3 separate regions of the Homo sapiens genome follow, and regions 1 and 3 are each linked to region 2. The links are chromatin contacts, found by Hi-C or POLR2A ChIA-PET in ENCODE. All regions are on one chromosome and are shown on one strand. Each heading gives the region's core, a stretch centred on a gene start or an enhancer-like site at or near the end of the contact. The rest is flanking DNA. Distances are from core to core; before and after follow the strand shown. Region 1 holds the start of MROCKI (MARCKS cis regulating lncRNA promoter of cytokines and inflammation). Region 2 holds the start of LINC02541 (long intergenic non-protein coding RNA 2541). Region 3 has its middle 52 kb from the start of MARCKS.

Region 1 (3,536 bases), core at 41-2,540, 220 kb before region 2:
CAATAAAAACATTCTCTTGAAAAATTTACTTAGTTTATTTCACTGACTTAAAAAAAATTTTTTTTTACTGCATTTTATGCTAGATTCACACATTTCACATGGTGGTTGAACATATAAGGAAAGATATATTTTTACCACGGCTTGATAACATTTCTTCAAGATGCTATCCTCACAACAGATTATATTTATTCAGAAAATTTGAAGTGATCTATTTGAAATTACCTCTAGTAGTTTGTTAAAATGTAACAGATCCATTTATAGACTTTTAAAAGATGGAATTTTTATAAAGGTACAGTTGTTTGTTTGTTTTTTAGACAAAGTCTTGTTCTGTCACCAGGCTGGAGTGCAATGGCACGATCTTGGCTCACTGTAATCTCCACCTCCTGGGTTCAAGCGATTCTCCTGCTTCAGCCTTCCGAGTAGCTGGGATTACAGGCGTGTGCCACCACACCCAGCTAATTTTTGTAAAGATGGGATTTCACCATGTTGGCCAGGATGGTCTTGATCTCCTGACCCATTGATCCACCCACCTCAGCCTCTCAAAGTGCTGGGATTACAGGCGTGAGCCAACACGCCTGGCCAAAGGTACAGTTATATGTGAGTTATACAATAGATTCCCAATAGGGTAAGACCCTGGGGGAGTAACATCACTAGAATCCGATGTGTCCATCTCAAATAGTTTTTTACTGAATTGATTATGTCTCAATAATATTTTGGAATCTTGATAAAAACTTACTTGGCTAAAGTATACCATTAATATAAATAAACAATATAAATATAATATAAATAATATAAATAAACAATGGTATTTACCATATTACCTTTACCATGTGTATTTGTATCCAAAACACACTCATTTATACCATATCAAGGCATAGCAACTCCAGTTTGTTTGAAGAACATTACTTGATAAACAGCAACGAAGACAGAAGAGTTGATGGAAATTCTGATATTACTACCACCTCCTTTCCCTACTATTGCCCTTGTAAAACACAGAAATAGTTTGTTCATGTGACCAAATTGAAGTCTTCTTTCACTCAGGAATATAGAATATCCAACATGCGTTGTGGTGCTTTAAAGATGGTCAAAATTCTTTGACATTATCTCATCAAGAGGTGGTGTCAATGTCCTTCTTTCCCAGAATCTGGGTGGGCTCAGAGACTGCTTTGACCAATAAAGCATAGTGGAAGTAAAACTGTGCCAGTGTCTCGGGCTCAGGCTGAAAGAGACTGGCAGCTTTCACTTCCTGTCTTTTGAAAGTCTCTTGAACTTCGGACCTGGGGGAAGCCAGCTGCCGAGTGAGAAGTCTGACTATCCGGAGATGGCGGTGAGTATAGAGAATTTCTGCTAGGTCTCCTGTGTTTCAGCCATCCCAGCCCAGGCACCACGACACATTATCAAAGGACTATCTTGGACCTTCTCATCCCAGCAAACATCCAATGGAGAAGAATGAAGACTCCAGGCATATGATCCCACTCTAGCCATCCCAGGAGCCCCCAGCTATCCAAACAACTACAGCTGTGGCCAAAAACATCGTGTATCAGGGACAAACTCTCTGCTTATGGCTGCTCTAATCCTTGACCTACAGAATCATGAAATTTGTGGATACGGTCATGATCTTGATTTTGGCGATGGTTTCACAGGTGTGTACCTATGTATGCTTATCAAAGTGTGCACTTTAAAATGTGCAGTTTATTATATGTCAATTATATATAAAGCTGTTCAAAAATTTAAAAATAATTGTTGTTTTATACGACTGAGTTTTCAGGTGGTTTGTAATATGACAATAGATAACCTGAACATGCACTTCCTATGTTTTATGTTTATTTCTTCCTGATATTTATTAAAATAAAAATATTATTAAAATACAAACTTGGCATATAAAACTTTACTAGGTATATTAAGTACTTTTTTTACAAAATTCAATTTGTTTTTATTAAATGTCTATAATCTAGACTATAGATTATACAGTCTAGATTATAATCTAATCTATTATATAGATATAATAGATTAAATGAGTTGGCTTTAAAAAATCACATTATGGATTATTATTGATAATATTAGTATTGTTTTTTACTGAAGTGAATTTCTTACCAGAACAGATTCTAGGCATTTGCACATTCACTCTTAAGTTTCTAGATCCAAGTCCATTCCCTAGAACATATTAGATATTCAATAGGTGTTTGGTAAAAATATAAATGAAATATGGAATAAAATCTAAACCTTTTCTTTTGTTTTAATATCTTTATCTAGTATATCTTAGTTTAAATGTATTGCAAATGATTTCAGGACACCAGTGTCTACCTGAGCTAGATTGCTCTCAAGTTTTAGTTTAATATTCAACCAAAAACGCACATTATAAAACAATGTACCTTCTTTTACAAAAAGTTTGCATGTGATGGAGCCAGGTCCCTTTGAGTCCAGCACCTAAGTGTCTAATCACTAATTCATCCTCGTGACCCCAACAGGAAATAGCATGACCTCAAGTCTAACTGACAGGAATGAGACCTACAGAAGAACAAAAAAGGAAGAAAAGTTAATAATCTTTTTTCTGTCCATTTTCTTCTTTATTGTAGGTCAGATGTACGTGATGGTTACCATTATAACTACATACTATGAAAGATTAATCAGTGGAAAAAAACAAGTTAAAGACACACAAAAAACTTCAGAGAATCAACTTCTGGTCAAAAAAGCCCTCCTTTAGCCAACTCTAAACCTCATTCAACCAATATTCTCTATAGTCTTAGAAAGCATTCAGAAGACATAATATTTTTTAAGGACTTCAAGCAGCAAATGGCAGAAGTGACAAGAATTGAAAATAGAGGAAAATTTTGTTTTGTTTAAAGAATTCTAATTTTAATAATGGGAAGTATGCATCCATATTTATGCCAGATTCATATATATGAAATATATATATATATATATATATATATATTTCATGTAAATGTACTTTTGCTAATGAAATAGGAATTCAGGACAATAAGAAGGTCTAGAGGAAGCACCCTTTATGAGTAATTGGTTTCAATGTTCGTATTCTTGATCTAAACAATAAAAAATCAAAACTGCATTTTCTCAATGAATATGTTTTTCTCTGTTTTAAGTCTCAAGAAGTTATGGTAGAAATGCTTTACAGAAAATATTTTTCAAGCCCGGCATGGTGGCTCATGCCTGTAATCCCAGCACTTTGGGAGACTGAGGCAGGCAGATCACTTGAGGTCAGGAGTTCAAGACCAGCCTTTCCAACATGGTGAGAACTTGTCTCTACTAAAAATAAAAAAAAAAATTAGCCTGGCATGGTGATGCACACCTGTAATCCCAGCTACTTGGGAGGCCGAGGCACGAGAATCACTTGAACCCAGGAGGTGGAGGTTGCAGTGGGCTGAGATGGCACCACTGCACTACAGCCTGGGTGACAGAGCAAGTAAGACTCTGTCTCAAGGAAAAAAAAATCTTTTTCATATGATAATACTACAGCTAGAAAGCTAGAATTCTTTCTTACTGATTGTTATATTAAGTCCTTCCTGTTCACTAAACAT
Region 2 (3,491 bases), core at 748-3,247:
ACTGAGTGCTCTATTTTTAAGGAACTAGAGGTTTTGTTCTCATGGAGCTTGGGGTCTTTATGTGAAGGAGGTTTTTTAAAGGGTTAATTAACTATTTGCTGTTTGGCATCTCAAAGATTTCCCCATACAATAAAATGCTTCCAAGTCACAACCCTCATATTTACATACATTTCTGGTATGAATATCCACAAACACAACAAACGTATAAAGTGGTTTGAAATACCCAATTAAAAAAAAAAAAATATATATATATATATATATATTTTTTTTTTCGAGATGGATTCTCGCTCTGTCCCCCAGGCTGGAGTTCAGTGGTGTGATCTTGGCTCACGGCAACCTCCGCCTCCTGGGTTCAGGTGATTCTCCTGCCTCAGCCTCCCAAGTAGCTGGGATTACAGGCATGTGCCACCACACCAGGCTAATTTCTGAATTTTTAGTAGAGACAGGGTTTCGCAATGTTGGCCAGGCTGGTCTCGAATCCCTGACCTCAGGTGATCTGCCAGCTTGGCCTCCCAAAGTGCTAGGATTACAGGCATGAGCCACCACACCCGGCCAAAATACCAAATTAAAATTTTAAAAACAAGGTAACAATGGAAGTGTTAGTCCATTTCAGGGGCTGATGCGCAAGTTAATTCTTGCCCTCTCCTCTTCTCTGTGGCTCTCCTCAGCTGGCTAGTGGCGGAGGCAGCTGTGTTATTTATATTCTGTGGCTGTCAGAGGCCTGCTCCGTGCTCCTCAACCCATGTGGTACCCCGATGACTTGGCCACAGTCCAGTTGTCACAGGATTCCACAGCAGCCTGATCCTTCTTGCACCAGTGGCAGGCCAGCCTGGGCTCCTTTGCCCCTCCACTTTGCCTGTGTGTACCTCAGATGTGCAGAAGCAGAACCTATTTTTCTATCTTGTATTTTAAGCTCTAACTCTAAACTACTACACAGCTCAAGACTAAGTAGGGCATTGTTAAATTCTGGATAGTGGTCTACAGATTTTGAGTGGCATTTAAAAAATACACTTTTAGCCCTAAATCTTGAAGTATCTCTGTCAGTCTGGGTCCTCTAAAAAGGACCCAGTCAAAATGGGATTAGATGAGCAAGAGATTTATTAGGAAAAACGGGCAGGGAGCATGAGGTGTCGGGGATGGCCTTCAGCCCCTGATGCGGGTCTGAGAAAGGAGAGCAAGAAGGAAGGACGGAGTTGGGAGGAGCCTCAGACCACAGTGCAGCTCTAAGAATGTCTCTGCCAGGCCAGTGAGGATCCCCCGGCTCCAAGACCTGAAGCTTCTCATTAGAGGAGTTCTGTGTCAGGCAGAGGTGGCCTGGTCCTATTATCCCCACTGCACTATGCCATTATCTGGGAGCAGCCCGTGGAAAGTAGCATCTGGTTTGAACGCTGCAACCAGCTTAAAGGTGGGGCATCAGAAGGCTGTTAGTCAGCTCTCTTCTCTGCTGCGGGTCCTCTGGAAGGAAGATTTGAATGGGGCACCTCCATGGTCACCACAGTACCCACAGGTGTACCCTTATATCCTAGGACCCTTGGCCTCACTCCGTCTGTTCTACTCCCCTCTCTAGACCAACTCATGGCAACGTGTAAAAGGAGGTGACTCATTCCCTTCCTAGGTTCTCAGTCCCCACAGAGAAAGTTTGGATAGGGAAGTTACACCTCTGGAGGCTCACCTTTGTTTGCCGCTATTTCCTAGCCAATAAAACCATTGCTTATTAAATCCTAATTCCACAGACATTTCAGTGCTGAAATTCCCTGCACTGAGTTAAATACAGAGGACGCAAGATAAATAAGAAACGTAAATGGGCTCATATCCTATAGAGGGTTATGTACACTTTAGCAGAAATTTTAATAATTTGATAAGAAGAGAAATAGACTGGATCAGAAGAGGACTCTCCTGACCAGCCTGGGAAAAGTCTGAGCAGAGTCTGCAGGGGCAAATACAACTTACTCAGACAAAAAAGGCTGTCAGCAGCAAGTCTAGGCAGAAGCCAGGAGGAGTTAGGAACAGACTATAAGAAATGGTTGGTCTGGAGGAAAAAGGGTAAAACTTATGAGGTAAGCAGTATACAAATTTATGCTTGCAAATTTCTTTTTTCTTTTTCCTTCCTATTCAAAGGTCAATGCTTCGAAACTTGTACTTAGTTTTGTCAATAGTGTCTCATGTGCATTTTCTGAGTGTGAAGAGGATTTGGGTAGGCAAGACTAGAGAACAGCAGGAAGTCATTGCCTATTAAATTTTTATTTCCAGCCATTCACTGATGTATTGGTAAGAGGACAGGAGTCCTGGGGAAAGACTGCCTCATTTACACTCCAAAGACTTGGGTTCTGATCTCCATGTCGTGGCTTATCATAGTGTAAGCCAGTTATGTACCTCTAGAAATGGAAGTTTCTGCTGTTTATAAACTGGAAATAATGATACATGTCCTGACTCCTATTGGGTTGTTGCAAAGGAATCAATTGAAATAAGACAAGACTTTCTGAAGGCACTTTGCCAACTTTCAGAACTGTAAAGATTAAGGGACTGCTACTATGTGCTGCTCAGGAAATAACAGGCACCTGGGAAAACCCACGAAGTAAGGTTTTGTAAGAAGTTGCTCTGCTCCCTGGGAGAAAACGCGGAGCTCAACACTGCCAAGAGGAACAAGTCTGGGAAATTACGACATGAGGTAAAGCAAATAGGGCTTTTCGTTTTGTTTTTGGATACCACAATTTCTTACATGTCGTTCTTATTGTTTACCCTTCCTCACCATTGGTGGTTTTGAAATGAAAGGAAATTGGGTTAGAGAGTATTAATAAAGCAAGGGAGATGGCTAAAATTTACTTGATGTAAAAATAAACCGAACCACTTTAGTGTGGGGAGAATCAAATACTACACATTCATTATGTGGAAAACAAATTCATCTTTGTGGTGAATCAGAAAACTTTTCTACTTTCATGGAACACTATCGGCTCCCCATCCTCTCACACTCCCTGGGAGAAATAGTAGTACATGATCAGATAAATATAACTTGCCCTAATGCTTCTCTGCTGAAAGATTTTAAAAAATCCCTCTCTTATTAGCTTTACTTTGTTGATGGTTTGCTGGACTCGCTATGAGAAGACCACTGAGAATATTATCAATCTACTCAATACTGATGAGAACCAGAGGCCACAGGCATTCTTATCAACATGTGTGTAAGGTCATGGAAAGTCTCCATGTCAACAGTCCTGCTAAAGTGGCCACTCCTGGAGTAGCAGTAATCTCCTAAATTGTCTATTCTCTAAGCATTTTTTAATAGAGAAATCAGCAGGAATATTTATATGAGTTCACCCAACTGGTTGATGCATACAAGGAAATTGCTGATAGCAATGTTAATTACTTTTTCTTGAATACTCATTCACAGGACAGGTTGATCTTTGCCATTTTACACAAACAAAAAATGAAATGACATCTTTTAGCCTATCATATAGGCTGTAAAAGATATTTTGGAAAATAATTTTCAAAAAAAG
Region 3 (3,469 bases), core at 784-3,283, 160 kb before region 2:
AGACCTCTTCTCCTAATAAGGCCATGTTCCCAGGCTCTGGTGGTCAGGACATGGACATACCTTGTTGGGAGTCACCATACAATCCACTACAGAGATTGTTAAAAAAAGACTAAAGGGGTTGTCCATCAGTAGAAATAAGGGACAGAAACTCTTTCTCCCTGTAGATCCCATGTAATAGCAATGAGTAGAAGGTGGCTGGGTGTGGTGGCTCATGCCTGAAATCCCAGCACTTTGGGAGACTGAGGCAGGTGGATCACCTAAAGTCAGGAATTTGTGACCAGCCTGGCCAACATGGTGAAACCCTGTTTCTACTAAAAATACAAAAATTAGCCTGGCATGGTGGCATGCACTGTAGTTCTAGCTACTCAGGAGGCTAAGACAAGAGAATCGCTTGGACCCAGGGGACAGAGGTTGCAGTGAGCCGAGATCGCGCCATTGCACTCCAGCCAGGGCAACAAAAGCAAAACTCTGTCTCAACAAACAAACAAACAAACAACAAATGAGTAGAAACTGATAGACAAGGACTCTGTTAGTCCAGTTCTCTTCAAATCAATGATTCCCCCAATCATAAACTCTTTTTCTTTAAAACCAAAAAACCAAAAAACGGTGTTTGTGTGTGTGTTGGAAGGCCAAGGGTCAAGCACTGAGAATATTCTCCTTTTTGCCTAAATCATACCAAATCATCCTCCTCAAGCTTAAAAGAAACAATGATCTCATCAGTTGGTCTTTGAAAAATATAATCCTTTCTTAATTGGTTGTTTTGTAACTTTACATTGGTTCTAGCAGGGAGGAACCTATCCGTTTCACTTCTTGGTACAGTATCTTTGCCTTCTCCACCAATTAGGAACTTCAATACTTCTGATTAAAGTGTTGATTTGTGTTGGAGAAAAACAGGCAGAGAAGTGGGGTTGGGATAAGCAGCTGTGGAAATTGTGGGGAAGGGAGACTTAGCCAAGGGACAGGAAGGCTGTTCCAGAGCTCTGGCCTGACCACTTATTCCATGGTTTGCACATGATCCCCCAGCACCGGAGCCAGGGTTTCCAGAGTGCACAGCTTTCATTTCCATTAGTGACTGACTTAGAATCGTCAAGACCAAACCTTTCCCTCTGACTTTACAATTGAAGTTCAAAGGCTTTTGCATCTAGTCTACACCTATCGGTGAGTTCAGGAGAATTTTGGGAAAATAAAAAATACAAGATAAAACTCTATAGAGTTACATTTCCCTTTCTTTCCACAAGATGAGAGAACAATACAGGATGCTGTAATTTGTCAAAACCCCAAACAAAACAAAACAGGTCTGTTGTTAATACGGACAAATGGTCACAGCTGCAGAAAAGTTACCACATGAACTCTTTCAGTCCTAAATAGTCATTTTTGCAGTTCTGCGATCACTTTTCCAGGACTCCTTTTTTCCCTCCTCAGTATTTATTCATATTAACTATTTTTTCCATGTTAGATTTCTTCTGTTCGATATATTTTTTAGACAATGCTGCTTCCTATACAGCAGCTTTCTAATATTCTACCCAGGTTCACCATACATATGTGTCATTTCAGTGCCACAATAGCCGTACAGTGAAAGTAAATATTTTGATTACGTAGTCCATCAGAAGAACTGCTGTTAGATTCCTCTCTCTACTCCCATTCTCGACGTTCCCATGATATAGGCCTCCCTTCCCAAGCATGCTGCTAACTGTTGTGCCACAAATCAGTGCAATGAAGCTTGAGGCCCAGGTTGTCATACAGCTGAAACACGCCAGGTGTGTTGAGAGTTTTCCAATGTTTGACTAATTTAGGTTAAGTTGAATTGTCTAAGCTGGCTTAAATTGCTGAGAAAGTAAGAAAGGCAGGCCTGGAGAACTGGTGTTTGATCATTTAAGGCTGAAATTTAAACCTCAAGCGAAACAGGGAATCCAAAACCAATTCAAAACAGAAAGAAGAAAGTTGTATGTGACATTTCTGTAATCGAAACTGATGAGTTATACATTTTTACTGTTGATTCTTAGCTTGTCTTCCTCTTTTGCCAGTATATATTTATCTCTTCAGGCATAATACCATGTTACAGCAAAACTGCTTTCATTTTGACTCCATTTGTGATAGACACATAGGGGTTGATGTTTACTTTTGAACTCACAAGAAAGAGTCTCTAAAGTTTGGAGTATAAGATTATGAGATCAGTGTTTAACCCCATGCAAGAAAAAAAGGAATTTCTGGGCCTTTGAAAAACACTTTGCCAGCACAGAAAGAACTTAAATATATATGTAAATTATTACAAAATTGAAATGACAAAATATTCATATCTAAAGCGATGTTCAAAGTTTTGTACTTGGCAAATTTTATGAACTTCCAGAATTATTCAGCGTAAATGAAAGATATAAAAATAGAGCTAAAATACATAGTAATTGTTGGAATACTTTTCACAATGTGTCCACTTATTCAGATGTACTTTTATCATTTAGATAAAATATCTTACTTATCTGTAAGATATTTGCGTATAGAGTCAAACTTACAAGTTTTTAAAGTTACATTTATTTATGTGCATTTTAAGCTATAATTTTGTAGGTTTTATGCTATAGCTAAAGGAAAAGAAAAAATGAACATGAAAATTTAAAAGCTTTATATATTTTTAGATTACGAAGTAATACAGGTTTATTGTCAAAAATTAAGAAAATGCAGAAAGGTATAAAGAAGACAAGAAAACAACTTATAATCCTATCACTTAATAATAACTATCATTAATGCTTTCAGTTTTACAGTTGGTCCTTGAACAACACAGGTTTGAACTGAATGGGTCCAGTTTTACGCAGATCTTTTTCAACCAAACTTGGATAAAAAATACAAAATTTGGCTTTTCTGACTATGAAGTAGCCATTCTTTTATTCCTTTACTTTCTTAATCAACTTGCTTTCACTTAAAAAAATACAAAATTCATATTTGAGGGATGGGAAACTTGCATATATTGGCAGTCGGAGGGGGCTGACTTTTCATATACATGGGTTCCGCAGGTCCGACTGAGGGACTTGAGTATGAGTAAGATTTTGGTATGCACAGGTGGTCCTGGAACCAGTCCTCTGTGTATACCAAGGGAAAACTGTACTTTTAGCCTTTTTGTCTGTATATTATACTTTACAAAATAAACCAAGAGAAGCTGGGTGCGGGGCTCATGCCTGTAATCCCAGCACTTTGGTAGGCCAAGGTGGGAGGATCACTTGAGCTCAGGAGTTTGCGACCAGGCTAGGCAACATGGTAAAACCCTGTCTCTACAAAAATGCAAAAATTAGCTGTGGACTAATTTTTAATTAATTTTAAACTAATGCCTGTGGACCCAGCTACTCAGGAGGCTGAGGTGGGAGGATCACCTGAGCCCAGGAAAAGTTGAGGCTGCAGTGAGCCATGGTGGTGCTACTGCACTTCAGCCTGGGTGACAGAGTGAGACCCTGTTTCCAAACAAACAAACAAACAAACAAACAAA

The links. A loop is a pair of places that touch in the nucleus more often than their neighbours do. ChIA-PET counts read pairs that join two places held with the same protein, here RNA polymerase II (POLR2A). Pooled maps may share reads with other maps.
Region 1: a pooled map shows a loop between it and region 2 (2.3-fold over the local background). The contact joins the promoter of MROCKI here to the promoter of LINC02541 in region 2. A Hi-C loop is called at or near these places in 2 of 37 single-sample maps with no recorded cell type and 4 of 50 pooled maps. POLR2A ChIA-PET finds 5 or more read pairs at or near these places in 6 of 52 experiments (Caco-2, GM12878, H1 and 3 more).
Region 3: a loop to region 2 is called in a map of GM12878, with 3 times the contacts of the local background. The contact joins the enhancer-like site here to the promoter of LINC02541 in region 2. A Hi-C loop is called at or near these places in 4 of 168 maps with a recorded cell type or tissue (B cell, GM12878 and OCI-LY7), 36 of 37 single-sample maps with no recorded cell type and 13 of 50 pooled maps. POLR2A ChIA-PET finds 5 or more read pairs at or near these places in 4 of 52 experiments (A549, B cell, GM12878 and 1 more).

The regions. Positions count from the first base shown.
Region 1 is chr6:113,871,101-113,874,636 of GRCh38, reverse strand. MROCKI (MARCKS cis regulating lncRNA promoter of cytokines and inflammation) reads left to right here and starts at 1,290. Exons shown (of 3, transcript NR_038863.2): 1 at 1,290-1,643. It overlaps LOC124901382 (a long non-coding RNA gene), which reads right to left and starts at 1,232. Exons shown (of 3, transcript XR_007059716.1): 1 at 814-1,232.
Region 2 is chr6:113,648,581-113,652,071 of GRCh38, reverse strand. LINC02541 (long intergenic non-protein coding RNA 2541) reads left to right here and starts at 1,997. Exons shown (of 3, transcript NR_125844.1): 1 at 1,997-2,057.
Region 3 is chr6:113,803,840-113,807,308 of GRCh38, reverse strand. No RefSeq gene overlaps it. Among named protein-coding and RNA genes, the nearest start is that of MARCKS, 52 kb to the left of the region's middle. Within about 2 kb of position 2,033, at least 4 of the 41 ENCODE cell types and tissues checked have a DNase peak (open chromatin) inside an H3K27ac peak, as active enhancers do; they include B cell, where a contact is called at or near this core.